Regions from separate parts of the Homo sapiens genome. Here region 2 is linked to region 1. Evidence: chromatin contacts called from ENCODE Hi-C or POLR2A ChIA-PET data. All regions are on one chromosome and are shown on one strand. Each heading gives the region's core, a stretch centred on a gene start or an enhancer-like site at or near the end of the contact. The rest is flanking DNA. Distances are from core to core; before and after follow the strand shown.

What was found. Hi-C counts contacts between places; a loop is a spot of excess contacts on that map. ChIA-PET counts read pairs that join two places held with the same protein, here RNA polymerase II (POLR2A). Pooled maps may share reads with other maps.
Region 2: a map of MCF 10A shows a loop between it and region 1 (5-fold over the local background). The contact joins two enhancer-like sites. A Hi-C loop is called at or near these places in 2 of 168 maps with a recorded cell type or tissue (MCF 10A and chondrocyte) and 3 of 50 pooled maps. POLR2A ChIA-PET finds 5 or more read pairs at or near these places in 1 of 52 experiments (AG04449).

Annotation. Positions count from the first base shown.
Region 1 is chr12:124,029,107-124,034,502 of GRCh38, forward strand. The region is part of intron 2 of ZNF664-RFLNA (ZNF664-RFLNA readthrough); the gene reads left to right. Among named protein-coding and RNA genes, the nearest start is that of ZNF664-RFLNA, 59 kb to the left of the region's middle. Within about 2 kb of position 1,550, at least 4 of the 41 ENCODE cell types and tissues checked have a DNase peak (open chromatin) inside an H3K27ac peak, as active enhancers do.
Region 2 is chr12:124,507,221-124,512,323 of GRCh38, forward strand. The region is part of intron 2 of NCOR2 (nuclear receptor corepressor 2); the gene reads right to left. Among named protein-coding and RNA genes, the nearest start is that of NCOR2, 58 kb to the right of the region's middle. RefSeq lists enhancers at 247-832, 1,421-2,006, 1,534-1,643, 5,083-5,103 and a silencer at 1,145-1,359. Within about 2 kb of position 2,736, at least 22 of the 41 ENCODE cell types and tissues checked have a DNase peak (open chromatin) inside an H3K27ac peak, as active enhancers do.

The sequences.
Region 1 (5,396 bases), core at 300-2,799:
ACAGGCGTGTGCCACTACACCCAGCTAATTTTTGTATTATTAGTAGAGACAGGGTTTCACGATATTCAGGCTGGTCTCAAACCCCTGGCCTCAAGTGATCCATCTGCCTCAGCCTCCCAAAGTTCTGGGATTACATGCGTGAGCCACCACACTCAGCCTCTATGTAACAGTTTCTTTGAAATTTGTCGGAAGCAGGTTACCAGGGAGAAATAATATTTTTAATTATTCTTTCATTTATTTATTGTTTGTACATTTTCTGTGTGTGCATTCATCTGCAGGTTGTATCTTGGAATAGACCCCGCAGAGACGTGCAAGTAATGACTTCACATTAACGTGTCACTGGCCTGCCCTTGATGTGTTGGGGGGCCGGGCAAGAGTACAAATGGAGACCCACCTTTAAAAGTCATAAATCAAGGCAGGCATGGTGGCTCATGCCTGCCATCTCAGCATTTTGGGAGGCCAAGGCAGGAAGATCGCTTGAGGCCAGGAGTTGGAGACCAGACTGGGGAACATAGTGAGACCCCATCTCTACAAAATTAAAAATTAGCCGAGCATGGTGGCACACACCTGTAGTCCCAGCTACTTGGGAGGCTGAGGCAGGAGGATCTCTTGAGCCCAGGGGTTCAAGGCTGCAGTGAGCTATGATTGCGCCACCACACTCTAGCCTAGGTGACAGAGTGAGACCCTGTCTCTTTTTTTTAAAAAAAGTTATAAATCAAGTTAGCAAAGCAAATCAAGTTAACAAAGCGGTTCTGACAATGAACTCTTCAGAACCACCTGGAAGGCCAAGCTTTGGCCTTTGGGATGCGGGGACTCCTGAGCTCCCCCTGGGTTGTGGTGGGCAGTAGGGGCTGGCATGTGTCCCACCTGCCTGTGTCCCTTTTTGCTCCACATCCCTTCCTGCCCCACCCGAGTCCTCCTGGAGTCCACACGTGTGGACACCCAGCCCATGATTCGAGCTCTGGCCATCCCTCCACACCACCCCATAGCTGCCCCCTTGCAGGCCCATGGGCAGGGCCGTGGGTACCAGCAGCCTGCTCTTCGGAGGCTGCATCTGAAGAACGGGTTTGTGCAGGCTCTGAAGGAACGCCTGCGCTGTTTCAGAAGGAACCTCCAGTGCCAGGAAATTTGGAGCCTGATACAGAAGCAACATTCCGGTTTGGCACATTCCCTTGACCCTGGAGAGGCTGTGAGTGGGGCCCTCTAAAGCACGGGGCCCAGGACAGAGACCCCTCTCATCCAGGTTCAAGGGAGCGCAGACTGACCGTCCACCTCCACAGATTTAGTTAGCAAAGGTATCAAACTAGACAAGCCCCGGGGAAATTTCTGTCCCTCGTGAGTAAGTAAAAATGATATGTATCAAACAGTAATTTTGAGGAAAGGAAAAAAAAGACAGCAAAACTCATACGATCTCATCTCAGGTTACAGAATCTTAGGCGTTAACTAGCTGATCTCATGTCACAAAAAGTCCGGGTAGGAGAGTCAGCATTTTGGGGTCTTCATCCAATTCCCCAGTGCCCTGGCTTCACACTGGCCAGCTCATTTGACCTCCCCGAGGCAGAGCGACAGGAAAGCACGTGACTCATCTCCTTCTAGCGTGTGTCTGTCCCAACAAAGTCCTAATCAAGATCCCCGAGAGATCCTCGGGCTGCAAGATGCCTGGGAAATATCAATTGTTGTCAGCCTCACAGGCTCCATGCAGGGAATTCCTGCAGGCTCAGAGGCCTTTGTCATCAGGGAGCTTGCAGTCAAACGACTTGTGGTTTTCTTCAGCACTTCGGTATCGGCCAGGATCTCTTTTCTTTTTCTGACACTCTCAGACAAAATGCACAGAACAGTTTACAAGCCCCTCCAAGTTCTCTAGTCCCTCTTGATAATTGCCTCTGAATATTGACACAGTTTTAATATACAAATTTAATACGCAGAGGGATGGTAGATGCGATGACTTGGATAATCCCCATGAGCAGGGAATAATAAAATAGACACGTGGCTTTGGAATTAATTATACTTTATTTGGCTTCATGATTTAGTTTTGAATTATATAATTGACTTTATATTAAGTAAATTTAAGTTACATAGGTGGTTGAGAAAGAACCAATAATCAAATGGAAAAAAGCCAACCTGGGGTTCATTTTTGTTTTCCTTCGTGCGGAATAGAAGTTGCTGATTCACTCGTGGGTGGTTGAGTGTTATTCATATACTCAAGAGCTTATGTTCTTTGTATCATTTGTTTGGGGTATTTTTTTTAAGTTCCGGGGTACATGTGCAGGATGTGCAGGTTTGTTACATAGGTAAATGTGTGCCATGGTGATTAGCCACACCTATCAACCTGTCTCCTAGGTATTAAGCACAGCATGCATTAGCTATTCTTCCTGATGCTCTCCCTGCCCTGTCCCCACCAATAGGCCCCAGTGTGTGTTGTTCCCCTCCCTGTGTCCGTATGTTCTCATTGCTCAGCTCCCACTTATAAGTGAGAAGGTGCAGTGTTTGGTTTTCTGTTCCTGTGTTAGTTTGCTGAGGACAATGGTTTCTAGCTCCATCCATGTCCCTGCAAAGGACATGAACTTGTTCCATTTTATGGCTGCATAGTATTCCATGGTGTATATATGTACCACGTTTTCTTTATCCAGTCTATCTTTGAGGGACCTTTGGGTAGATTCCATGTCTTTGCTATTGTGGTTTTTTTTTTTTTTTTTGAGACGGAGTCTCACTCTGTTGCCCAGGCTGGAGTGCAGTGGCGCGATCTCGGCTCACTGCAAGCTCCGCCTCCCGGGTTCAAGCAGTTCTGCCTCAGCCTCCCGAGTAGCTGGGACTACAGGCACCCGCCACCATGCCTGGCTAATTTTTTGTATTTTTAATAGAGACAGGGTTTCACCGTGTTAGCCAGGATTGCCTCGATCTCCTGACCTCGTGATCCGCCGCCTCGTCCTCCCAAAGTGCTGGGATTACAGGCGTGAGCCACTGCACCCGGCCTATTGTGGGTATTTTTAAAGAACACAACATAGTGAAAGGTGTTTGTTTTTCTTTTACAAAACAAAACAAGTCTAAGATTGAAGGATTTGCTCTGTTGTTCCCATGTTCCTGGGACTAGAGTTGCTATTGCCTTTATTAGCGTTGGTCTATTTTAAAACAACAAAAAACCAAACCAAACCCTGGAGGTATATTTGATTAGCATGGAAGAGTTAAATGCCAGAGTTATCGTACAAAGAGAAATAAGAGACGCTGAGCATTATAAAGACCTGACAAGTCTATGCTGCGTGAACAGAGGCTGAAAATTAAGCCCTGGGTGACTTCAAGTACAGCTTTGGGAAACGATGCAGGGAGCTGTCTGGGAATGAAGGGATGTATGTGCCCCCTCTAGTGGTCAAAAGAGGTGGGGTTGGGAGCTACGCTTTGGATTCTTTACCCCCCAGCCACATACAACTTTCTAAACTTTTTTCCTTAACTTTTTTTCTTTAAAGGAGGACAAAAACTGCCACCCTCCACTTTGTTCTCTGAATTGCTTTTAAAAGACAGTTTTTAAATTTGTCCATAAAACATTTTTCTGACTCACCACAATGCTGTAAAAGCAACCACTCCAGGAGTCACAGAACCCCGTGGTCTCCAGTTTCAACCCCTTCTCTCTTTATGCCTTTGTAAAAATTTGTATTTAGTTCATTTTTTTAGGGACAGGGTCTTGCTCTGTTGTCCAGGCTGTGGTGCAGTGGTGCGATCATAGCTCACTGTAACTTCGAACTCCAGGGCTCAAGTGATCGTCCTGCCTCAGCCTCCTGAGGAGCTGGGACCTCAGGCATATACCACTACGTCTCACTAATTTTTGTATTTTTTGTAGAGACAGGGTCTCACTATGTTGCCCAGGCTGGTCTCCAACTCCTGGTGTCAAGCAGTCCTCCCACCTCAGCCTCCCAAACATGTTGGGATTAAAGGTGTGAGCTACTGTGCTCAGCCCCAGCCTTTCTTATCTCATTTAAATGTTGAACCTGATGACCCAAACACATTTACTTTGTTTCATCTATTTAAATTCTTTGTAAATTCTATGAACTATATAGCAAGGCTAGTTCTTTAATGATCACTCACTTGCAAAATAAAAAAAAAAGATATAATAATGCTAATAAGACTTTTGTAGGAGGTGATGTGATATACAAAATAAAAGCGTGATGTGATTTCCTCAGGCAATTTCTTTGGGAAAATAAAAAAGGAAGTTGATAGTCTAGTGGAGACATCAGATTAGAAACAATTACTTCATTTGTGCCGTGGACTGAAGACACAGATTCCCTTCTGAGAGCTCAGGCCATTGTGTATCAATCATACCACAAATGGGAGTGTTTTAAAAACTCTAAACAACTGTTTGGTGAAACATGCCAAGAACCACCTCTGAGAAGGCAGCCTATTGATAAAGTGGTTCTTTTTGGCTCTAAAAATCCCAAGCACGTGGGTGAACAGGTGCACATGATCTTCCGTTCTCTTTTTCCTGTGGAGTTCATCAATGACTATGATCTGACAGAGGAAAGCTCTGCTAAGAACATAAGGAGACTTAAAAGATGGCGAGGTGGCACAGCAGCTTGGAAGAGCAGGTTTTAGTCTAGAGATGGGAAGTTTTGAGCCTTCAGTGGTTAGAAAAATTCCTTCTCCTCTGCCTTCTCTCCTTCCCTTCAAGGCATCGATGTGTGGAATATAAACCATCTTTATATTTTAGAGGTTGACATCTTGTCTTACAGCAATTCAAAGGGAAGGAGACATGCAGCCCCATTCAAGCACAGGACGTGGACAGAGTGTCCAGGGACTTGCGAAAGTGAGAGGACAAAACTAACTAAAAAGCCACAGGCCCCAATCTACCAGATGACCCAGTAGTTTTACTTCTGGGACAGCCCTGAAGAAGTGAGGATCACCTTGCTAGGGGCTGAAAATCACCCTATCTAGGGTCCTGGGAGCCAGGAGAGGCTTTCTACAGAAGGGCTTTGAGGGATGTGTAGGAGTTCACTTGACAGGTACAGTGAGAAAGCACACTTTAAGCAGAGGAGAGAATATATACCAGTGGTTCTCAACATTAAGCCTACATCAGAACCACCTGGAGGGCTCATGAAAACACCAATCTCTGGGCCTTGCCCCCCAGTTTCTGATTCACTGGGTCTGGGGTAAGGCTTGGGAATTTGTTTTTGTTTTTAACGAGTTCCCAGGGGATGCTGACGCTGTTGTTCTAGGGACCCCACTTTGAAAACTGTAAACTTACATGAAGAACTGAAGCATGAAGTCACAGCCTGCGTCTGGGGAACTGTAACTACCTCGTTGTTGCTGGAATTTGAATTGTCTGAGCAATATGGTTAGAGGGTTAGGGAGGAGTCTCAAATGCCGAGCTGTGGGCATGCAAAATAAAGAAACGCGCCATTTGTGCATTC
Region 2 (5,103 bases), core at 1,486-3,985, 480 kb after region 1:
TTAACAGATATAGCGATTCAGTTTTGCCACATGAAAAGTGCTGGAGATCGGTTGCTAAACAATATGGCTATTCTTAACACTACTGAATTATCTACTTACCAATGGCTGAAGGTAAATTTCACATTATATGTATCTACCACAATTTAAAATTAAACAACACCTCCTCCAGGGAGACCTCCCTGATTGCTAGTGTTGTGCTTGTGTTGTTCCGCGGTGGCCCCAAAGGCTCAGGCTGCCCCCATAAAAGGCAAAGTGTTGCCAGTGGCCCCGGCACTCAGCAGGCCCTCAGAGCCGAGTGCAGCATGCGTCCAGGCCTTGTCTCTGGCCCACCTCACCTCAGGACCCCATGACGGCCACAGGGCATGGCTGGGCAGCGACTTGCACCTCTGATCCCTCGGAAGCGCCCGATAAGCTGAGCTCTCCCCTCGCCAGCTGCCTCCAACCCAGGTGGCCTCAAGGCCAGGGCCCAGGGAAGGGCTGACTGCTTCAGAGGGGCCCCTGGACCCCAAAACTTGAGGCCAGGGCCAGAGCCCTTCTCTCTGCCCACCAGTCTGCAGTCTCTGTCCCACCCGCTCATGTCCATGCCCAGACCCCGAGTGTGAAGGCGGCCTCCGCAAGGTTCCCACCGACTTCCCTGCCTCCAACATCTGGCAAACACATCCACAGCTGTGCAGCTGCCGGAAACGCCTCCTCCCGCTTCTCCTCCATGCACGCAGGCCCTCAAGGATGGCTTTCTGAGGAATTTATGGGGTCGCCTCTAGTATTTCAGGGTAGATCCCTGGAGGCATCCACCACATGTGAATGAGGACAAATGTTTCTGCTGCTAAGAATAGCTGTGCCAGCAGCAGCGTCCAGGGCGACAGAGCCCACCCACTCAACAAGGGTCCCCTCCTGCCTCCCCAACCCATCCCAGCCCCCAGCAAGTGGCCAGGCTGGACCACAAAGGGCCTGGATGGGAGGACCCCACTGCCGCCTGGGCTCCCAGGCTAAACGGGAAGAATCCACTTTACGTCAGCTCTGTCCAATGCTCAGAAGTGGACGCATCTGGGCCATTCAATTACCCCAGGGGCATTGATCAATAAATGTCTGATGACGGGACAGTGATCAAGAACCCAAAAGGTCCTATGGCCCCTGCAGCCAGGAGCTCAGACAGTAAACAAATGCTTCAGCGCCCAGGAGTGGCGACGGCTGAAGCTAAGCGTCTACCTGGGATCGGATGATCCACCCGAAGAAGGGCAGGGACAAAAAGCAAGAGGAGAGCTGTAGATACCCAAGACCCTGCCGGAACACAAGGGCCCAGGCAGGCACCACGCCGAGGGGAGGGGCCCGCAGGAAGGGGGTGACCGCAGCTCAGCCCCAGCCAACACTGAGCAGAGACCCAGGAATGTGGCCCCCAAACATTCCTGATGTTCCAGACCCTGCTGGAACAGGGTCCACGTGGGGCAGGGGGTCCACGGCATCCAAATCTTTCCAGCAAAGCCAAGAAGCCCAATTTTGAGACATCTCCCGATATTTCTAAAAAAACACTGACTATAAAACCAACCCAATAAATCAGTCTGACAGCCAAATACAGCCCAGGGGCTGCCAGGACATGACCTGTGGCTTATGACGTGGTCACTGGACGCCACAAGAGAGGTGAGGGAAGGCTGGGGAGCTGAAGCGGGCTGATGGGGGGACAGGAGGTGGAGCGCCAGCAACGGCTTGGAGGGGGGACCCAAGAGGCCCTCAACTATTAAATATAACAGGAATGAAACTTACCCAGTGACTCATCGGCGCCACCTGCTCCACCCCAATGGGACACACACACACTGGCCATGAAAGGCAGGCCAGGCAGGGACCCCAACCTGGCCCCATCTCCAACACAGGGAGCAAGACACAGTGTCTCTGCCCACCCGGCCCCACTCCGTGCATGCCACACCCCAATTTCCCTGGGCAACCACCCCCCCTGCACCCTCAGTCCTGGGGTCTCAGGGAGGCTGACCCAGCCCTCCAGCCAAAGTGGCACTGGCTTTGGTGGGGGGGGGGGGGGCTTAACTCTGAACTCTCAAGCTGAGGCAACAAAACTCATTCCCATGATATTTGCTGGAATATTGGGAACAAGAAGCTGTCCTTCCACTGGGGCTACTGAACTGCAATTATTAGTCTCAGGCTAACAGGGACTGAAAGTGGGGAGCACCTGGACCCAACTGTGCCTGAAGCTTCTCTGAGGTTTTTTAGTTACTTGAACTATTTGTGCTAAATGCAGGAGGCAGAGGGAGTCTGTCCATTGCAACCAAGAGACCTAAGATAGCAACCCTCCTAAAACACAAACTCTCAGATAGGATCTCCCTGGAATCAGATCTCTTCCACCCGCTAGGTCCCTTATCCATGTAGGTGAGGACAGGTCCAAAGCCAGCCAAGAAGAGGCCAGAGAAATGGAATGGGAGACCCAGGCCAGACTCAGTGTAGGGGGAAGGGGCCAGGCAGGAGCCAGGGAGAGGCCTGTCCTGTGTCACCCTGAAGGGAAAGTGGGTGGCTCCCAGTCCCTTCCTGAGCTGTCAGTGGCTCTCATGGGTGAAAGAGCAGGCGGCAGCTTTGCAGATGAACACTGCCCAGCACAGCCCAGCTCTGATCTGGGTCACTTCTCAGAGGCAGACACACCCCCCGACGGCCGCCCCCCACAGTAACCTGAGCCTCCGGACCTCGGTTTCCGGAGGAACATCACGATCTCTCTTGGAGGGAATGTCTGCTAGCCGCACCGCAGAACCAAATGTGCTGATAAACCTAGGCCAGGTTGAGCAAGCCTGGGCTGCTCCCGCCAGGCCAGAAAAAAGAGGCATTGTCTGCAGCCAGGAGCCACCACATGGGCTGTACCCATGGGCATGTCTTGGGGCCATCCCTGCCAGGCCTTCAGTTTCCTGGGTTGTAAAACAAGTGGCTGTTCCAGGCCTCGGGGGCAGCCAAGGCCTCAATCTGGAGCAGGTGGCGACCCCAAGCCCCCACCCCACAGGCACTGATGCACCCCAGCTCCGCTTCTCCTCCCGACCTCCATGGGGCCATGTGCTTGTTACAGCTCCCGTTTCCTAGGTGGAAGACTGAGGCTATTTGCACAGGGAGGAGCAGGGCAGCGGGAAGATGAGCAAATGCCACTTCCATCTTCCACGCCGCTGCCCTGAGCAGCCACGGGAGGGAACACCTCGCAGCCACTGGCACAGCCAGTCCCCAACACAACACTTGGTGGCACCAACTCCTTCCTCACAGCGCCCCCGTGAGGGATTCTGTTATCATCCCCATTCTACAGCTGGAGAGACTGGCACAGAGAGGCCGAGCAACTTGCCCAAGGTCACACAGCCAACAAGGGCACAGCCTGGATGCAAACCCAGGCGAGCCACCTCCTGTGTCCAGCTCACCCACTGTGTCCTGGGACCCTGTCACCAGCATACCCATGCCTGCTGCTTAGGTTAGAGGAGACTGTTGTCTCTCCCACCAGGCTGGAGCCAGGCCTTGCAGCCCTCCCATCCCATGTCCCTGCTCACAAGACCAGGCCAGGTCCTGCCAGCCAGAGGTGCCCATGGGCCGCCGCGGACAGGCTGTGGGCATCTCCATGTCCACTTGAGAGCCTGCTGCACACTGTCCACCCCGGGCCCAGGAGGAGACGAAAGGCCACATCCTCACCTCCCTCACGGCCCAGCTCCGTGACCTCCCTCATCAGAACCCGGAATCTGGACTCCAACCTGTGCTGCTGCATTTCCTCTCCCCCCACAGCCCCAAACACAAGATCCATGAAGCAAGAGTCACACCTTTGTGTCCCCCAGAGTCCCAGCACACTGCACATGGCAGGTGCTCAATAAATGTTTGCTGAATGCATGAACATGCTAAGAGCAAAATCGCAGACGTGGAGCTGAAGCTCAAAGACCAGTTTGCAAACAGAGAGACTGAGGCTGAGAGCACAGACAGGGTGTGCTTAAAGCCCAGATTTCGGGGTACCACCTACACCAGGCCAGGTCCATCAAAGGCAGCCGAGTGTCCCAAATATCAGGTAACTGACCCCAGGTCCACACAGCCGGCCGGCTCCACTCCAGGTCTCCAAGTGGCCGAGAACTCTGATCCCCACTCCTGGAAGCCCCAGTGCCAGCCCCCGTGGCGAGACTGTAAGGCCGTCAGTGCCACTAAGGAGCTGTGTGGCCTCTGCCAAGTAGCCTGCCCTCTCTGGGCCTAGTTTCTCCATTTGTCAAGGGCACCCGGCAAACCTGGGGCTTGCTGGGGGATGAGTGCAACCCGGGTTCTGCAGGAGTCACCAGACGCGTGGGGAAAGGGCGTCCGGGGCCTGGGGCAAAGCCGGGGTAGAATCCGAGAGCCTCCTGCCTCTGGGTCCTGTCCCCTTAGCAGGGCTGTCTGAGGGGACAGCGAACAGCAGGCGGCAGGTGGGGTCTAGGGCCTTGTGGATTTGGTTCTCGGCAAGAAAGGCAGGTTCAAGCAAGGCGTCCTTCCTGGAAAGTCCAGACTCCCCGAATGGGGCTTCATGCACTCCCAGGCACAAAGGGGTTCTCGGCCACCCAAACTTGTCCTGCACCCTCAGGCTTGGAGTGGGGAACAGTACCAACCCCCGCCAGGGCCAGTTCCCCCACCTCCAGAGACTGGCGTCGCCAGCTGTGTTCATTTCCTAGGGCTGCCATAAAAATGACCACAAACCAGGAAACTTAAAACAACAGTGATTTATTTTTATTTTTTTATTATTTTTTGACAGGGTCTCACTCTGTGGTCCAGGGTGGAGTGCAGTGGCACAATCATGGCTTACTGCAGCCTTGACCTCCTGGGCTCAATTGATCCTCCTGCCTCAGCGTGGGACTACAGGCAAGCCGCCACCACATCCGGCTAATTTTTGTGCTTTTTGTAGAGACAGGGTCTCGCCATGTTGCCCAGGCTGATCTTGAAATCCTGGGCTCAAGTGATGCGCCCACCTCGGCCTCCCAAAGTGCTGGGACTATAGGCATGAGCCACCTCGCCCGGCCAACGACAGCAATTTATTCTCTAACAGTTCTGGAGCCTGGAAGTCCAAAATCAAGGCGTCAGCAGGACCCTACTCCCTCCAGAAGCTCAAAGGGAGGCTCCTTTCTGCCTCTT